2 separate regions of the Homo sapiens genome follow, and region 1 is linked to region 2. Evidence: read pairs that join two places in POLR2A ChIA-PET (ENCODE). Cell type or tissue: CD4-positive, alpha-beta T cell. All regions are shown on one strand. Region 1 overlaps CHRNB1 (cholinergic receptor nicotinic beta 1 subunit). Region 2 overlaps TMEM95 (transmembrane protein 95).

Region 1 (2,500 bases), 99 kb before region 2:
ACCTAGGTGTTGATACCCAAAAGAGCTTCTTCAAGATCCCAAAGAGTAAATCAGATGATACTGCATTTCAGGTGGGTCCAAGACACCTGCCTACCCAGCCCTCAGTCCAATGCAGTCCCCAGAAACGAAATAAGAGGCCCAGATTCCTCGTGAAGGAGTTAAGAGGCAGAGAAGGATAGGGCTTGACAGTATCACCAAACTCTCACTTCAACTGGCAGGGGGCCTGGGTCTCAACCCTCCAGTCTTCAAGGAAAGGGGTCTGGAGGGGGCAAGTGGTACGTGGCGTCCAGGAAGATGACTAGGGTCCCAACGCTGGTGAAGATGATGAAAGTCCACAGGAAGAGGCGGTCCACTACCATGGCCACAAACTGCCAGTCCTCCTTCAGCTGTGGGTAGGCAAAGGAAACTTCCTGAGCTCTGGGCCCAGACCCCCAGGGAAACCCCCCCATTTCCCCGCCCGCTACCCGCTTGAGTCCTCCTACCACTGGTTTGAGGCAACAGCCGGCAGCGCCAACAGGAGAGCGAGACTGCAGGCAATGCATGGGCATAAAGAACCAGTAGGTAAGCAGGGGGTGGGACCAAATGAGGGAGAGGTCCAATCAGAAACGAAAGCGAGGCCGGGCGCGGTGGCTCACGCCTGTAATCCCAGCACTTTGGGAGGCCGAAGCGAGCGGATCACCTGAGGTCAGGAGTTTCAGACCAGCCTGGCCAACATGGTGAAGCCACGTCTCTACTAAAAATACAAAAATTAGCCAGGCGTGGTGGCGCGCCCCTGTCGTCCCAGCTACTCGGCAGGCTGAGGCAGGACAATCGCTTGAACCCGTAGGCGGAGGTTGCAGTGAGCCGAGATCGAGCCACTGCACTCCAGCCTGGGCGACAGAGCGAGACTCTGTCTCAAAAAAAAAAAAAAAAAAAAAAAGCCAAAAAAAAACCACACAAAAAAAACGAAAGCGAGTGCTGGTGCGGAATTTGGGGGTGGGGCCAAGGTCGCCTAGACCTGGCCTTGTTCCACCCCCGTTGGACATACCGCATCGTGGTCCTCCTGTTCCTGCAGCTGTCGAGCGATGTAGCTGATAGAGGAGACGACCTCCCGTAGCTCCGGAAGCAGGGCCACAGCCCGGTTTGGACCATCGATAAATCGCCGCAGATCAGGGGCAGACAGTTCAGGCTGGAACCTGGAAGAGGAGTGACTGGCCACGCCCAAACGCAAAGACAGCCAGTGCCGGCGACCCAGGCCCCGCTCCAGCTGCCTCCAACAACTTGCCAGTTCTCAAAACCCGAGAGCCCATCATGCTTTTCCCTCCAGCAGTGATCTCTCTAGCCTTGTGCAACTTCTTCCACCGCCTCTGTTTTAGTTCCCACCTCCCCTCAAAGTGAGCAGCAGGAGTACTACAACTCCCATGATGCTCAACCACAGCGTCTTCCGAGAGCATGGGCCGCTTCTTCCGCACACTCTTCTGGGAACTGTAGTTCTCCCTCTCCCTCTTATGTGGGTAACGGGCGTAGTCCTACCTATTGGGTTTGGGGAAGAGAAAATCACTTGGCGGCTTCCGGATGAAATATTCATCTGTTCCCCGACCCCAGCCACTTCCTGGAGAAGAACAGTGAGGGGGCTCCGGCATCAGGTCTCTCTCGGGTTTGGGCCTTTTTAGACGCAGGTACAGCGGAAGTTTGTGAATGAAGATCTGCAGAGTAGAAGAGGCGTATTGGTGGGGGCTTTCATGCTTTCAGACCAGAAGGGAAACAGCCAACCACCCCACTCCACATGCCCATTCCCGCGCGTGAGTATGTGCGTGCATATTCTTCCACAAACGAGCTACACAAGGAAATGCAGCCACACAGACCTAAGAGCTCTTTAGTGGGTTGGGCCTGTCGCGGTGGCTCACGCCTGTAATCGCAGCACTTTGGGAAGCCAAGGCAGGTGGATCACCTGAGGTCAGGAGTTCAAGACCAGCCTGGCCAACATGGTGAAACCCTCTCTCTACTAAAAATACAAAAATTAGCTGGGCGTGGTGGCGGGTGCCTGTAATCCCAGCTACTTGGGAGGCTCAGGCAGGAGAATCGCTGGAACCTGGGAGGTGAAGGTTGCAGTGAGCTGAGATTGTGCCATTGCACTCCAGCCTGGCCACAAGAACAAAACTCCATCTCAAAAAAAAAAAAAAAAAAAAAAAAAAGCTATTTAGTGGGTTGGGAGGTATCCCAACTGGAAAGAGAGGGCTTCCAATCTGATAGTACCTAACCCTAAGAATATTTCCCTGGGACCCGAGATGGGCAGTATTGATGAAGAGAGTATGGGATCTGTGAAATGATAATGATGGGGGCTAGCTTAACTGTGCAACATTTCAACACTCAACAAGCTTGGACACTTCAACACTCTGCCACATAGCTATAGTTCTCCCTATGGTCTGTAAAAGGAAAATTGGGGTTGGAGGAGGAGATCTTTCTTACCTGACGGACCCAAAGGGGCATTTGGTGGGTGTGGGGTGAGCGGTGGTGCAGG
Region 2 (2,500 bases):
ATGTCCCACGTTCCATTCCCAAACCAAAAACTCCTGATAGGCAGGGGACAAAACACCAGGGTTTCTCAACCATGCTCTGACATTTTGTTTCTTTCTTTTCTTTCTTTCTTCTTCTTCTTCCTCTTCTTCTTCTTCTTCTTCTTCTTCTTCTTCTTCTTCTTCTTCTCCTCCTCCTCCTTCTTCTTTTTCTTCTTTTCTTTTTTTTTTTCTCCTATCTCCCTTTCCTGGTAAACACTGACATTTTGGACGGGATAATTCTTTGCTGTGGGGACTTTCCTGTGTGTTGTGGGATGTTTAGCAACATCTCTAGCCTCTACCCACCAGAGGCCAGTAGCACGTCCCCCCAGTTAAAACAATCCAAAACGACTCCAGATGTTGCAAAATGTCTACTGGGGTGCAAAATCACCCCCATCTGAGAAGCACTGTGCTACTCTGAGAGTCTCCCATCCTTCCTCTGCCCTCCCCAGTTGCAGACAGAGGCTAGGCAGGGGCAGAGGCCATGAACAGCAAGTTTTACTTAGGCCTGGCAGGATGGAGGCCTCTGAGGGAGGCCAGGATTTCAAACTGTTAACACGATGGAGGGAGGGCATGCCCGCGAACCCACTGATGTGATCTCACTCTAGTGGGGTGAGTTTTCCAGAACATGCATTCCCGGATTCCCCATCAGTCATAGGAGGGCCTGGAATAGCTTCTGGGGCAGATGCCCCCGCTTTCCCGGAACAGGCAGAAGGGGGTGTGGGTGTGGTGGGAGTGGCGTAGGGGATTCTTTCCTTCTGTAGATATTTTCCTGGCATTGTTGACAGCCATGTGATTGGTTGAGGGCTGGAGGGGAGGAACTTTCCAGCTGTGGGTGCCTGGGTTCCCGGGAGGCCATCTGACACTGGGATTGTGGGGGATCTGGGTTTTTGGGGATTTTCTTGTTTTTCATTATCTCACCAACCAGAAGCAGGGATGTCTGGGTTTTAGGGTCTGGAGACTGTCTTTGGAGCTGGGACTAAGGGGCTGACTGGTTCCCCTCCAAGGGATGTGGAAGTTGTGAGTGCATACCCCTTAGAGCTGGAGGCTGGGAGGTTTTCAGCGTCTTCACAAGCCACTTTTTGCTTGGAGGTGGTGGGACCTGAGGGAAGACGAGGGTGGGAAGCCTACGGGAGGGGCCTGGGAGGGACAGAGGGAGGGAGGATGGGTGGTGGAAGGCACTGGGCGGGGTAGGATTCCTGTCTTTATCCCAAAACTCACTCCACCAGGAGGCTCAGAACACCCAGAAGCAGGAAAGCTCCGAAGATGGAGAGGAGCAGAATCTTGGCTTCCCAAAGATCCTGACTTCCTGCAGGGAACCCAGGAGGCAGTGAATGATTCTGGGACCCACACGCACCGACTTGGGAGCCCAAGGGCTCAGGGATCTGGGCAAGGTGGGGCGGGGCCAAGATGGGCGTGAGGACCTGGGAAGCAGCGCTTTCGGGGCCAGCAGGACACCTCCGTCCCCTTGCAGGTGGAGCAGTTGTACAGCGTGGTGCTGCCCCCTGCAGGAGACAGCAGAGGCAACGCTGGGGAGGGGAGGCCGGGCCTCCACCCTGCCTGGTACCCAGCTTCCTCCTGCAGCTGCCAGGCCCTCCTCTGACACCCTGCAGGCCCCAGGTCCTTGCTACCCCTTTCCTTTCCTACTCACGGCAGGCGGGGGGACAGAGAGCTGAAATGAAAGACAAGGAAGGGGTGGGGGTGTGAATGGATGAGCTGCTCACCACACATTCCTTTGGTTAAGACCCTAGGCTCCCCTTGAGGCCCATCCCGCATCGGTACCTTCCCTGGTGTACTCAGGGAGCTTGGTCTTTCGAAGCCAACTCCAATATGAAGGGAGTGAGGAGACAGCCTCTTTGATTTCTGGGGAGGCAGACAGCAGCTCCGTTTCCCTGGGCCTCGACGGGGCCAGTTCCCCCTCTCTTCACGCAGCCCCTCCCTGATCAGCCCTCCTGTCTCTACCCCTCCACCCTTCCCTGCCCACCCCAACCCCTGTCACCCGTCCCTCTCCTTGGTATCCTCCCAAGCCCCTAGGTCACTCTTTCCCCTTGACCTCACCCATGACCCTCAGGACTCTGTGAGTCTTCTCTGTGACTTTGTTCATGGACACCTCATCTGTGGAGATGGGCAAGGACCAGCGATTCCCTCATCAGCCCAGGTTCTGGGGTCTCTCCTGACTTTCCCAGATATGGAGCTCTCTCAGAGGGAAAGGCCAGCATGTCCAGAAAGGGCCACAGATGGAGGGCACAGCTGGAAGGTCACATGCCACCCTCTGGGGGTAGGGGGGTGAGTGCTTGCTGGGCCCATCCCTGGATGTCTGGTCCTACCTAAGGCAAAGGCCGAGAAGTCTGGGGAGGCCCCACATTCCTTCTGCCTGGCCTCCATCTGGCTGCAGAGCCGAGCCAGGCGGCCTGACAAGTCGTGGGCTGGGAGGCGACAGAAGACACAAGCCTGGGCGGCTGCCAGGAAAACCCCGCCTAGTGCC

The links. ChIA-PET counts read pairs that join two places held together with the same protein. Peaks named below come from ENCODE experiments on the same cell type or tissue, not always from the same donor. Only the 100,000 strongest peaks of a DNase experiment are listed, where the experiment ranks them.
Region 1: POLR2A ChIA-PET joins it to region 2 with 7 read pairs; 15 of 35 experiments call an interaction of 5 or more read pairs at or near these places.

The regions. Positions count from the first base shown.
Region 1 is chr17:7,454,469-7,456,968 of GRCh38, reverse strand. CHRNB1 (cholinergic receptor nicotinic beta 1 subunit) reads right to left here. Exons shown (of 11, transcript NM_000747.3): 8 at 2,449-2,500; 9 at 1,513-1,685; 10 at 1,028-1,175; 11 at 1-386. The coding sequence ends at 246. Among named protein-coding and RNA genes, the nearest start is that of CHRNB1, 11 kb to the right of the region's middle. RefSeq lists enhancers at 930-1,089, 1,170-1,249, 777-1,278. In CD4-positive, alpha-beta T cell, no CTCF peak of the experiment used is centred here; DNase peaks (open chromatin) are centred at 528, 988 and 1,418; H3K4me3 peaks cover 2,236 bases; H3K27ac peaks cover 1,757 bases.
Region 2 is chr17:7,355,216-7,357,715 of GRCh38, reverse strand. TMEM95 (transmembrane protein 95) reads right to left here. Exons shown (of 7, transcript NM_001320436.2): 1 at 2,343-2,500; 2 at 2,074-2,130; 3 at 1,798-1,878; 4 at 1,667-1,687; 5 at 1,440-1,520; 6 at 1,237-1,324; 7 at 497-1,117. The coding sequence ends at 1,084. Among named protein-coding and RNA genes, the nearest start is that of TMEM95, 1.3 kb to the right of the region's middle. RefSeq lists enhancers at 1,966-2,492, 2,493-2,500. In CD4-positive, alpha-beta T cell, CTCF peaks have their summits at 1,325 and 1,529 (motif pointing left); DNase peaks (open chromatin) are centred at 1,525 and 2,405.